Linked DNA regions of Homo sapiens: region 1 is linked to region 2. A link is an interaction called in ENCODE POLR2A ChIA-PET data of the cell type or tissue named here. Cell type or tissue: endothelial cell of umbilical vein. All regions are shown on one strand. Links, peaks and the distances in the headings refer to the core of each region. The heading gives the core; the rest is flanking DNA.

Region 1 (2,923 bases), core at 194-2,693, 72 kb before region 2:
TCAGCCTCCCAAAGTGCTAGGATTACAGGCATGAGCCACCGCGCCCAGCCTGAAGTGTTTTAAAATGTACATTTCTTTGACCTGTTATTTGTACTTAGAATAACTTATCCTAAGGAAAGATGTGTGTGGAGAGATTTACCAATAGGCATGTTTATGAAGGCAAAGTTTATAATAGAAGAAAACCAGAAACAAACTACAGTAAAGGTTCCACAATAAGAGTCATAGAAAATAAAATGGCACATCCATACATGGGTGTAAAGGTGTTTCATGTTTACACCGGTGTTCCAATACTTCAAGATTCAAGTTGCTGCCATTTTAAAGTCATGCTCAAGGGTTCTCAATATCTACATTACCAGCAGTCCAAAGATTAAGCAAAATGAAAAACAGTCTTTAATCTTAAAAGGCCTGTAATCCCAGCTACTTGGGAGGCCAAGGCAAGAGAATCTCTTGAACCCAGGAGGTGGAGGTTGCAGTGAGCTGAGATCACGCCACTGCACTCCAGCCTGGGTGACAAGAGCGAAACTCCATCTCAAAAAAAAAAAAAAAAGGAAGGCAACGTTTCTACACAAGGGATATACCAGTCCCATTCGAGATAATCTGGGAACTCTAGTCAATGAGCAAGATGAATAAAAGGCTAAGAATGATCACCTTTGCAAATGAAAGAGTAACAGGAAGCTGGGATATGATTTTACTAGAAACTGTAAAAATAATTGGCAACTTTTACAAATGGAAACCTCCAATTCCAAATGCTTAATACCATATTTATAATATTTTTACCTTTATATTTATTAAAGTCCTACCTGCACATCATTTACATTTTCTCAATTTTCTGAAGTAGTCTTTAAACACACACACACACACACACACACACACACACACACACACACACACACACAATGTGTTTTCCCATAATCTAGGACAAATTCATTTTATCCAAGAACTTGGGACTTGATCATGATTCTCTTTAGAGGATAGTCAAGTAGTCAAGTCCTGACAGTCTATACTGTGGAGCCAGGAGATGCCTCTCATTAAGCAGGGGAAGACATCGGGGCCAGGAGAGTATGACCTACTCACAGGACCTCGCGAGTTCGTGCCCGTATAAGGACACGCCGCCCTGTTCACCAATTTGCCCTGCCTCCTCCTGGGCGAGCGCTTCTTAGCAAAAGCCCCAGAGCGTCGGTGACGTTCCCGGAGCCGGGCGGGGTATTCGAGAGGGGACCCACCCCTTCCCGCTGGCGACGCCCCCGGTCGGGGTTGGCGCGGTTTCCATGGGGACTCACTCTGCGTTAAGGTTTCTCTCCCGTCATTCCTGTCAGCCCATGATATGATGATACCTCCTAAACACTGAGTGTGAGGAGCCGATGCTGGTGAGCTGGAACTGGGTCCCAGGGAGGCGGCCAGGAAAACGAGAGGCAGAATACCACATTAAAGGAGCGCAAGTCAAATACCCGGGCGCCAAAAACTGGAAGGATTTACGTTTGGACTTCAATGCTTAGGGAAGTGGGTGGGAGGTGAGTAGGGCAGAGAGGGCAGAGCCAGGAACAGGGAGAAAACCACGGAACTAGGTGGGACTCAGTAGAAGCTGAACTGGTAAACCACGGAACTGGGTGGGACTCGGTAGAAGCTGAACTGAACTTCAATATTCAGGGATGAATCAGGCGCTCTGGATAAGTGGCAACCCTCTTTACTCAACCCAGGCACTGGAGGTATGTGAAGAGAGGTCTGGGCTCTCCTGTCAGGAGCACTGTCAGGGAGACAAGGCCATGCCGTGTGGGGGAACTAGTGGCTCTATTTCTCAATACTTTTGTTTTACTCAAACTATCCATACATTCAGTTTAAGGGGGCAAGTATTTCAACACATTTGCCGCTAAAAAGAAACCCATGTTGTTTACTACCAAGAAACGGTCTCAAGTGTTCCCCATTTACACCTTCCAGAGTAGTCTTTTTAATGCTGGAGCTCACTCTTGTTTTTGACCTCCTTATCTCTCTTGACCTGCCAATAGTGATGCTGTGGGCTTTCAGGATCAAATGATATCTACCGATTCCCACTAAGGAAGAGGTGAGACTAGCCCTCTCACAACGATCACAAGAAATGCTGCAAGGACCACTTTCATTCGTACTCCCAGACCCCATCGTTCCAAAACAATTTGTATCAGTTTTGGTTAGGTCAATATTCAGAGTTGACCTTAGTGTGACTGTAGAGTTTCTATTCAGAGTAGAGCTGAATTCTACCCTGAGTTCTCATTGTATAGCTAAATGATGATCATATTACAGGAAAAGGGGTAAGTAAACTTTTTCTGTAAATGGCCAGATAGTACGTGAGCCTTGTTACAAGTACTCAGCTCTGCTGTTGCACTGGGAGAGCAGCCATAGTAGTAGTATCTCAATAAAACTTTATGGACACTGAAATCCAAATTTTGAATAACTTTCTTGTGTCACAAAATGTTACTATTCTTTTGATTTTTTTCAACCATTAAAAAATGTAAAAACTATCCTTAGCTCAGGGAAGTAAAAAAAACGACCATAGTTGGACTAATCACAGTTTGTCAACATCTGGCATAAACTATTAGCAGGTTGTTGCCTAAAATCTCTTTATCTCATCAAATTACTGTGAAGAGTTGTAGGCAAATAGGTATATTTTATTATGTAGAGGTGATTATATTCAAAGATAAGTTATTTTGAACTTAAAATCTAGTATTTTAAGACCAAACTATTCAAACACAGCTAGAATTCACTAAGGAAAAGTTACAGTGAACATTGAAGAAAAAAATTAACACTTTAGTTTTTTTTGTTTGTTTAACACTACTCTTAATAGTTACTGAAAATTTTGGTATAACCAACCAACACACACACAAACACACACACATATGACCCCCTCACACCACCCCGATTTATGTTAATAAGACATGGCAGGGGGAGGGAT
Region 2 (2,923 bases), core at 104-2,603:
CAACTGAGATCTGCCTAGGAAAACACAGAAGGGAGGGATTGCTACCTCTCTTATTCTAAAAAATTTATGTCTATTTAGTTTTGTCACTTGCTTTTTGGGAGGTATCTCATGGGGTACTTTGTTTCTCAGTTGCTAATTTATTGTGGAAATGCAACTTAGAAAAGAGATGCAGTTGAACCTTGGTGCTATTGAGGAACAATATTATTCTTTTATTACTCTAACCTATTCCTTTGTTCCATTTCCAGAAAGTATAGCACACTCTCAAACCAAATCACTCCCTTACTGTCTCACCCTGTCCACACTTTTCTCCCTCTTTTCCCATTGCTTTTGCCACCTATTTTTATCTACAGACTTCTTTTCCTTCCCTTCCTTACCCTTTTGTTTGTTCCAATCCCTTACATCTTCTTTACTTGGTAAGTCATCTATAGAGGTTGCTCATTAGCTATGTGAGATTGTTAGAAACCAAAAATGTAAATTCTCTTCTAGATCAGTGCTTCTCAGATTTTAATGTGAATGCAAATCATCTGGGGAGCTGCTTTTTTTAATTTTTATTTAACTTTTATTTTGAGTTCAGGGGTACATGTGCAGGCTTGTTACATAGGTAAACTTGTGTCATGGGGGTTTGTTGTTAAGATTATTTTGTCACCCAAGTATTAAGCCTAGTACCCATTAGCTATATTTCCTGATCCTCTCCCTCCTCCCAACCTCAATCCTCTGATAGACCCCAGTGTGTGTTGTTCCCCTCTATGTGTCCATGTGTTCTCATCATTTAGTTCCCACTTGTAAGTGAGAACATGCAGTATTTGGTTTTCTGTTTCTGCGTTAGTTTGCTAAGGATAATGGCCTCTAGCTCCATCCATGTTCCCAGAAAAGATGTGATCTCATTCTTTTTCTGGCTGTATAGTATTCCATGGTGTATATGTACCAAATTTTCTTTATCCAGTCTATCACTGATGGGCATTTAAGTTGATTCCATGCCTTTGCTATTGTGAATGCTGCAGTGAATGTATGTGTGCATGTGTCTTTATAATAGAACAATTTATATTCCTTTGGGTGAATACCCGGTAATGAAATTGCCGGGTTGAATGACATTTCTGTTTTTAGGTCTTCAAGGAATTGTCACACTGTCTTCCATAATGCTTGAATTAATTTATGCTCCTACCAACAGTGTATGAGCATTCATTTTTCCCTGCAACCTCCCCAGCGTCTGTGACTTTTTACTTTTTAATAGTAGCCATTGTGACTAGTGTGAGATGGTATCTCATTGTGGTTTTGATTTGCATTTCTCCAATGATCAGTGATGTTGAGCTTTATTTCATGTAATTGTTGGCAGCATGTATGTCTTCTTTTGAAAAGTGTCTGTTCTGTTCTTATCCTTTGCTCCCCTGCCCCGCTTTTTTTTTTTTTTTTTTAAGACGGAGTCTCGCTCTGTTGCCCAGGCTGGAATGCAGTAGCACTATCTTGGCTCACTGCAACCTCAGTCTCCTGGGTTCAAGTGATTCTCCTGCCTCAGCCTCCCGAATAGCTGGGACTACAGGCACATGCTGTCATGCCTGGCTAATTTATTGTAATTTAGTGGAGATATTTTAGTGGAGACGGGGTTTCACCGTGTTGCCCAGGGTGGTCTTGAACTCCTGAGCTCAGGCAATCTGCCCACCTCGGCCTCTTAAAGTGCTGGGATTACAGGCGTGAGCCACTGCACCCGGCCTCACTTATTCATTTTTTCTTTTTTGTAAATTTATTTATTTTCCTTATAGATGCTGGCTATTAGGACTTTGTCAGATGCATAGTTTGCAAAAATTTTCTCCCATTCTGTTGGTTGTCTCTTCACTCTGTTGATAGTTTCCTTTGCTGTGCAGAAGCAAATCATCTGGGGAGCTTCCTTAAGTTCAGATTCTGGGGCTGATTGCGTTGGCTCATGTGCTTTGGAAGGCTGAGGCAGGAGGATTGCTTGAGGCCAGGAGGTTGCAACCAGCCTGGGCAACATAGTGAGACTTTGTCTCTACAAAAAATAAAATTAGCCAGGTTTGGTGGCACGCGCCTGTAGTCTTAGCTACTGAGGAGGCTGAGGCAGGAGGATTACTCGAGCCTGAGAGTTTGAAATTGTGGTGAGCTATGATTGCACCACTGCACTCCAACCTGGGCAACAGAGTAAGGCCAAGTTTAAAAAAAAAACGGGGGCAGGGAAGCTTCTTATTCAGCAGGTCTAATTAGAGCCCAACATGTTGCCTCTTTAAAGAGCACTCAGGTGAGGCTGGTGCTGCTGGTTAGTGGACCACACTTTGAGTAGTAGTGCTCTAGAAAGCAACAAAACATGAATGCCGTTTGTTCAATGTGGCAGATTTTAAACTTTAATCTTTTTTATCTTTTACTTTAAAAGAAAGATTTAGATGGTAATTAGTATATTTGAATTAAATCTTTATAAGTTTCTTTGATGATTGTATTTTTAATGTACATTTGCATGTTAATGGGTATCTAAAGAGTGAGAAAAATTAAACCACAATCCTATCTTTGCAGTTCAAAAAAAATGTATTTTCTTTGTTGCTTTGTCTTTATGTACCTACATTACTTCTTTTTTTGTGTGTCATGCTGTCACCCAGGCTGGAGTGCAGTGTTGCGATCTCGGCTCACTGCAAGCTCTGCCTCCTGGGTTCACGCCATTCTCCTGCTTCAGCCTCCCGAGTAGCTGGGACTACAGGCACCCGCCACCACGCCCAGCTAATTTTTTGTATTTTTAGTAGAGACGGGGTTTCACTGTGTTAGCCAGGATGGTCTCAATCTCCTGACCTCGTGATCCACCTGCCTCGGCCTCCTAAAGTGCTGGGATTACAGGCGTGAGCCATACATTACCTCTTTTATACATTATTTTAGTGTTTAACATTGAATTTCTGTCTACTGTGTGTATCTGTTTTTCCCACTATAC

Evidence for each region. ChIA-PET counts read pairs that join two places held together with the same protein. Peaks named below come from ENCODE experiments on the same cell type or tissue, not always from the same donor. Only the 100,000 strongest peaks of a DNase experiment are listed, where the experiment ranks them.
Region 1: POLR2A ChIA-PET joins it to region 2 with 6 read pairs; 2 of 35 experiments call an interaction of 5 or more read pairs at or near these places.

The regions. Positions count from the first base shown.
Region 1 is chr15:43,121,514-43,124,436 of GRCh38, reverse strand. No RefSeq gene overlaps it. Among named protein-coding and RNA genes, the nearest start is that of TMEM62, 11 kb to the left of the region's middle. In endothelial cell of umbilical vein, for the core only: no CTCF peak of the experiment used is centred there; a DNase peak (open chromatin) is centred at 1,216; H3K4me3 peaks cover 772 bases; H3K27ac peaks cover 475 bases.
Region 2 is chr15:43,049,213-43,052,135 of GRCh38, reverse strand. The region is part of intron 12 of UBR1 (ubiquitin protein ligase E3 component n-recognin 1); the gene reads left to right. Among named protein-coding and RNA genes, the nearest start is that of UBR1, 55 kb to the left of the region's middle. In endothelial cell of umbilical vein, for the core only: no CTCF peak of the experiment used is centred there; no DNase peak of the experiment used is centred there.